Regions from separate parts of the Homo sapiens genome. Here region 2 is linked to region 1. The links are chromatin contacts, found by Hi-C in ENCODE. All regions are on one chromosome and are shown on one strand. The core of a region is the stretch at or near the end of the contact, and the rest is flanking DNA. Distances in the headings are between cores, read along the strand shown. Region 1 overlaps RTL9 (retrotransposon Gag like 9). Region 2 holds the start of GUCY2F (guanylate cyclase 2F, retinal).

The links. A loop is a pair of places that touch in the nucleus more often than their neighbours do. Pooled maps may share reads with other maps.
Region 2: a loop to region 1 is called in a map of IMR-90, with 5 times the contacts of the local background. The contact joins the promoter of GUCY2F here to the enhancer-like site in region 1. A Hi-C loop is called at or near these places in 4 of 168 maps with a recorded cell type or tissue (HCT116, IMR-90, PC-9 and 1 more), 4 of 37 single-sample maps with no recorded cell type and 17 of 50 pooled maps.

Annotation. Positions count from the first base shown.
Region 1 is chrX:110,413,738-110,417,350 of GRCh38, forward strand. The region is part of intron 1 of RTL9 (retrotransposon Gag like 9); the gene reads left to right. It also overlaps a transcript of AMMECR1 not described here. Among named protein-coding and RNA genes, the nearest start is that of RTL9, 57 kb to the left of the region's middle. Within about 2 kb of position 1,879, at least 2 of the 41 ENCODE cell types and tissues checked have a DNase peak (open chromatin) inside an H3K27ac peak, as active enhancers do; they include IMR-90, where a contact is called at or near this core.
Region 2 is chrX:109,480,444-109,484,056 of GRCh38, forward strand. GUCY2F (guanylate cyclase 2F, retinal) reads right to left here and starts at 1,643. Exons shown (of 20, transcript NM_001522.3): 1 at 1,423-1,643.

The DNA.
Region 1 (3,613 bases), core at 629-3,128:
TCCAGTTTTTTGAGCCCCCTCCATCCATTTCTTCCATCCCATCAGCCCCTTTCACCTTACTACCTTCCCTCTCCATCCTGGAACATGATGATGATGATGATAAGAATAACAACTAATATGTATGTGCCAGGCATATACTACCCATCTTATGACATCATTTCAGTAATCTCATGTTATCCTCACAATAACTTTATGAGGAAGATACTATTGTGGTTTTCCTTTTAATGAGGTGACTGAGGCTCAGAGAGGTTGAGTGACTTACCCAAAGTCCCACAGCAGAGATGAGATTTGAAGTCAGGTCTGTTTGCTTTCAGAATCTTGCGTATATCCCCAATTCCCTTGCCCTGTGTCTTTCTGCTGCATCCATGAGGCAAAATCCTAAGTCTGGATAAATTTAACTGACAGTTTCCTCCTCTGTGCTTATGCCCAGATGGAGGAACATTGCTGGAGAAAATCCCATCACTTTGTTGGTTAGTCCCACCAGAAAGTCATAGTTTCCAACCTCAGCGGGGCCCTCAACTCAGCTAAACAATCCTTCTAAGTAACTGTCCTGACAATAGCACTTGCAAACTTTCTCCACTGCCCTCTGGAGTCAGACTGTCTGGGTTAGAGTCTGCTTTGGCCACTTCCATGCTCCATACCATGCCAGCCTTTAAGAAAGGGTGAAGTGGAGGAAAAAGGATGAGGGGAAAGGGGAAGTGATATGTATCGAGTGTCTTCTAGGTACCAGCCACTGTGCCAGGTGCTTTGCATGCAGTGTTTCATTTAATCCTGCCAGCAGCCCTGCAAGGGCAATACTCTTGTTATTTTTGCTTTACAGAGGAGGAAGCTGAGGCACAGACAGGTTAAGTCACTCACTAACGTGACACAATTTGTATGTGGAGAAGCCATCTCATTCGTTTAGACCTTCCTTATCTTGATGAATTATTGTGACAAGCTGATAAATGGGTCCCCTGTTACCTATCTCATGCCCTACAATCTACCTTCCATTCTGTTGCTGGGACAATCTTTCTAAAATGCACATCTGACAGTGCTACTACTCTGCTTAAAGTCCTTCCAGAGCTTCCCCTCAGTCTTCAGAATGAAACAGAAACCTTTGATCTTAATGATTTGGCCCTGTCCTTCCTTTCTCACTGCATCCACTACCACTTGCCCATGCAGTCACACAGTACTATTTTTGGCCACCTGATGACACCTTGCTTTCTTCTGAAGAAAGAAGAAAGCATATATATATATATTCTCTGCCTCCCCATCCTCCACACCCTTTCCTGCCCACTTTAAATGCTCCTCTTCTGTGCTTTCACAGCATTCATGTTTATCCCAGTGTGTTATAATTTCCTGCTGTCTTCTCTGTTTCCCCCATTAAACTGGAAGCATCTTGAGAACTGGGATTGTGCCTTAGTCATCTCTGTACTCCCCAGGGCCGTAGCACCAGAGCCATGGTTAAATCTATGTTTGTTGAATGACTGAATTAATGAATGAATAGAGTGAATGAGAGAAGAAAAAGCTCTCACTTGGAAAGTTTAGTGACATGAGCTGTATGGTATCTGATTCTTGGCTGAAGCTGCTGCAGTTTTTCCCTATGACTACAGTGCTATAAAAATATGTCTGCACATGGATAAAGACTGGAAGAGAACTTTCCACACAAAACTAAGAGTTGTGTTAGAGTGGTGAGTGATGGATGCTTTTTTCCCCATTTTCAAAATGTTCTTTAGTGCTGCTTTTGGATTGTTTTGGCAATGTAGCAGACATTGTAGAAATGGAATTTGGGGCTCCCATGGAGGAATCGACAACCAATATGTATTGATGCCCAGTGTACTCTGCTGGGTTCTGGGTGCTGTGGGGAGATGGGTGGGTAAAGGCGACTCATTCTGACTCAGGTTTGCATGGTCAGGAATCTTGCCAATTACGTTGGATTTGCTGGAATAAAAAGATAACTTTCAAGAATTTTCCAAGCTCCTGGGTTGAGGTATTTCTTTTCTCCCAAAGCTGGGCCGCAAACAAAGATGGCTTTTGTTTGCAGTAAAATACTCATTCCTTCAATTTTGTCCTGCAAAGTGACTTCTATAGCTTTGGGAGTCAGGTTTGCTGAGTGGGGAAACTGATTGTCCATGCTTCATTGATTTAGAAATGACCAAAAATGTTTGCCTTTTCTGGCTCTTGAATAAAATGTTTAGGAATTTCATTGGCAAAATGATGAAATTGTTCCCTTTACTGCTGCAAGACTTCCAAAACTATATATCGTGGGTTAACTTAACCCAGAAGAGGCAAAAAAAAAAAAAAAATGGGAAGCAGACTCAGATGATTAACACTCTGCCTTAATTGGGTGCTTACTCACTCTGCCGTGGCAAGGCACTGTGTTCTGGACTTTGGAGATATCTCATTTAAAACTCTCAACAGCCTGTGGGTAAGGGACTGTTATTGTTCTCATGGTAGAGATGGTCAAACTGAGTTTCATAGAGGCTCAGCTCTGAAATCATGAGACCAGGATTTGAAGCCGAGTTCAGCTGGTTCCATGGGCACACACTAACCATTTGGCAACAGTGCCTCTAGACTAGTCTGGCTACAAAGGGACAGAGGTATGTATTTATTTTGATTTAACGAACCGTTGTTTAATGTTTACCATGTCCCGGGCACATGGTAACTGCTTTAAAAATGTTAGATTATTTACTTCTCATAGACAACCCTGTGAGGAGGTACTATTATTAATATCATATGACAGGTGGGAAAATGGAGGCACAGGGGTGTTGAATCACTTGCCCGGGGTCACTCAGGCTAGCATGTGACAGAGCTAGAGTTACAATCCAAGTGGCCATGTTCAGGTGTGTGGCCCATTACCTTGACTCTGTGCTGGTTAGCATGCTACCCCCTGTGCCCTGTCTGCATAGCTCTGGCTCAGAAACACTGAAGACATGGGCCTCTTTTTGTAGTTTTGTAACAGATTTGTACTTTTTAAAGTATTTTCCACCATTAAAGCCATACGCTCTGCTTCTAAGCGTCCTGTGGGGTTGGTGGGAAGGGTGAAAACATACTCCTGTCCTTCTATAGCAAGACTAGCTTAGAGGCAAGGTGGCCCAGTGGTTAGAGCATGCCCATGGTGCCAGTGAACTCAGCTTCAAATCCTGGCCTTATGATTTCAGAGCTGAACCTCTCTGAATGTCTGTATCACTATCTTTGCTAAAGGAAGAGGAAGCTTTCTCCCGATATCTTCATTTACTTCCAATTTTCGGTTTTTGGGGGAGAGCTGGGTTTCCTCCACAGCTAGGCGCTGGGTGGCGAAGGGCTTTTGGACTGTCACTACTTTTCATTCGACAGAGACTTCAGGATAGCCCCCTTCAAAGGCAGTCTGTTTGGGGTCATCAGGAACAGACAGAGTGCTCTTCCCTACCGCACTCATCCCACCTAGTGCCATCTATCCTTACCCACTCTGAATCCCTCCTCTCGGCAGGCACTGCCTCATTCCCCAGAGCCAGGCCTAGACAATGGCGGCTGCTCAGCTTGGAGGGAGGGGGAGTGAAGAGGCAGCAGGCCCAACCTGCCAGCTTGAAAGCTTCATTTGACAGGGGAGGAGGCACATCTGGTTTGGGTTTTCAATTCAATTCAACAATGATTT
Region 2 (3,613 bases), core at 393-2,892, 930 kb before region 1:
ACTACTTTTTGAGCAAAAAAATGAAGAAACTTTTGGTGCCCCTCAGATCAAAGTGATTAACTGTCCATTCTAGGTGTAAGGCTGGCATTTTTGTGTTATAATCCAGGTAACTCCTAAGCACAATGCCCACCCCAAATTCTAAAAAGTTAGATTTTTTATACCATTTCTAAAATTCATACAACACGGGTCCCTCCTCAGGCCACATGCCACAAAGTGTCCCTTGGCATTCACTCTCAGTTTTTGTTGCTCTTTTCCCTTTGTTAACTGCAAGATAAACATTTCCCAAGCTGAAGGTCTGCCCTTACATTTTTTCTGGTACCGATGTGATGCATTTGGTGATATTTCTAACTCTGTTAGGACTCCCTGGACAACCAGAAAGTTTTATGTTGCTGTAGGATTTAGTCTTGATCCCCCAACTCAAGATTTTACAGAAGGAAACTTATTCTTTAAAAAAGAAAAAAGAAAAAAAGAAGGGAAGGAAGGAAGGAAGGGAGGAAGAGAGAAGGAAGGAAAAGAGGAAGGGGGAGGAAGGGAGAGGGAAGGAGGGAAGAAGAGAAAGAAGGAAGGAAAGAAGGGGAGGGAGGAATGAAGGGAGAGAAGAAGGAAGGAAGGAAGGAAGGAAGGAAGGAAGGAAGGAAGGAAGGAAGGAAGGAAGGAAGGAAGGGAGGGAGGGAGGGAAAGAAAGGGGCAAGATAGGGGGAGGATGCCCTAAACCTCCACCTGCTGATTTTGGTTTAAGGAAAAAAATTAGCTCACTAAAGTCTTTCCTGGGGTTAATGGGAAATGTGGATATAACTAAAACAAAGTTTGAAGGTATGAAATTTTGGAAATAGAATACTACTGGCCCACAGTTGTTCTGGGGCCATTGCCTAGGTTACTCAGGTGTGAACACCTGCATGGGATCAGACTTCCATGGAAAGCGGCTAGAGCATAGGGATGCATAATTTCATTTCAGGTAGTTTTTACAATCTGATGGGAAGCCTGGCTTCACACAGAAAACCACCGTTCGTTAAACATGTACAAAGAAAGACTATGACAAATAGCTCTGAGGGAAATGGCTCCTCATACCAGCTTGTCAAGCCGAGGACTTCTATGAAAGATTGATTTGTCTTTCTAATTACAGCCTGAATCAAGTTAACAGCTTGTATAAGACAACATCAGGAAGCAATAAAAAAAGAATCATGAGAGAAACTAAACGAAAGCTTGGATGAGAGCCTTTGAGCTCAAATCTTGACTTAAAGTATCTCGAAGGCTCTCTTTAACCCTTCTTTCCTTCTTTCCTTCATTCTTTAAATTTTTTTTTTTACTACATATTGCAGTAAAACTAATGTATCTCAATCAGCGTCTCAGCTCCCAGGTGGGCTGTGTCTTTTTTCCCCCCATTACAATCTTTCTTATAAACAAGAGCTGTCAACTACTCACCAAGTAATTCACCGCTCAAATGTCTTCAGTTTACTGCCTGCGCATGCAGACCACTGGCATAGCTACCTCAGTGTGTCCATTTCTTTGCATCCTCTATGCATTCACAATCCTGTCAAGGACTCCAGTCTGTTGACAAATTCCATTAATGGGGTAAATAATTGAAAGCGTTAGTAAATGTTTTGAAAATCACTCTTCAGCATCCGCAGACCAAGACTTGGATTAGGATTTAGAGTGACACTTCTAATCCTTTAAATTGATCCCACCTGTAGCAGAGTTAGTGCTGACCTAAATGCAATGACCCAGAGATTAACAAACAAATAGAGTCCTCTGGATAAATACGTCCTCCACAGACTACTGCCTTCTTTTACCTTTCAAAGTCAGACACAAACTCTCAGATTTTGCCTCTGTGTTCTTCCTTGTTCCATTCTGTCTAATAACCACCAATCGCCCTTTCTCCAGGACAGTTCTAAATGCCAAAACATTCATCAGCTGTGATTCCAGCCCAGAATATAAAAGGTGATCCAGGCTGGCTCCCTGCAAAATTCAAAGCAGGTGAATTTTGTCTCCTTCTCCTATTCCCCTTAAGTGCCTTCACTGCCTTTCCTCCCAAGAGAGACTCCCTACTTCCCTCTACACCTTTGTACAGAGACATTGTTTCCCCATACTTTAGATGTATTCCTTTTCCTTAAGAAGTCCCTCTCTGTCCTGGGCATCATTCACTCAGGGCCCTGTTCTGGATTCCCAACGTGAGAACTGAGGTGTTAAGGGCTAAAAATGACTTATATTAAATGAGAAATGTTTTTTAATAATAGTTTTATTGAGATATAATTTATCTACCACAAAAGTATATAATTTAGGGTTTTTTTAAAGTATATTCACAAGCTTGTGCAACATTTTCATTATTCCCACAAAGAAATTCCATTCTTGTTTAAAAGTCACTCCCCATTTCTCTCCTCCTCCTAGCCCCAGGCCACCACTAATTTACTTTCTCTATGGATTTTCCTATTCTGAACATTTCATATAAATGGAATCATACAACATGTGATCTTTTGCGAGTGGCTTCTTTGTTTGAATGAAAGAAGGACATGGATGAAATTGGAAATCATCATTCTCAGTAAACTATCGCAAGAACAAAAAACCAAACACACTTTGTTTGAAAAACAAACCGTTTTCAAGGTTCATGCACGTTCTAGCCTGTACCAGTACTTCATTTCTTTTGTGGCCAAATAATATTCCACTTTTTTGGGTATACCACATGATCAGTTGATGGAAATTTAGGTTGTTTCCACCTTGGGCTATTATGAATACTGCTTTTATTACTTTTGTGTAAAAGTTTTTATATGGACATATTGTTTTTATTTCTCTTTGGCATATACCCAGGGAATTGCTGGGTCATATAATAACTCTATGTTTAACATTTTTTGAATTGGCAAACTGTTTTCCAAAGTATATGCACCATTTGGCATTCCCACCAGCAACATATGAGGGTTCTTTTTTGCCTACATTCTTACCAACACTTGTTACTATCTATCAGTTTTTTATTTAAGTATGACAGGCATTTTATATGTACATTATACTTATATGTACATCTTTATGTTCACAACAACCATGAAGGTGGATATTACCCATTCTTTCCATTTTGTAAATGAGGATGCCAAGACTGAGATAAATTAGGCAATAATCATACTTACTGAGTGCCAATGATGTGACAGGCATTTTTGGAAGCCCTGTCTCCTTAGATCTTCACAGTGACCCCACGAGATAGATACTATTTGAATTCCCAGACATCCAGAGAGGTTACAGTAACTTACCAAAAATCACACAGCCACTGGTCAGTAGAGACAGAATTTGAACTCAGACACTCTAATTCTAGTAAGTAATAGAGCCAGAAAATTTAAACGCAAGACTATTTGGCTCCAAGAAAGCTCACGTTTATCCTTGATATATTCCACTAATGCACCCTTGTGCTATCCCTCCAAAGACTGCTTGCACTCTAATAGAGTCTCCAGAAACACACCGTGACTACCCAAAGGAAACAATCCCTAATTGTAGAATTTCAGGTGACCTGATGGAAATACTGGTGCAAGTGAGGGCCCCAGTTAGCATTCTCTATGTAGTGCTGCATGGTGCCATGAGCAACCCCAGTATGGATTTTATGAGAAGGTTCTGATGAGGACTAGGATGTTCAAGG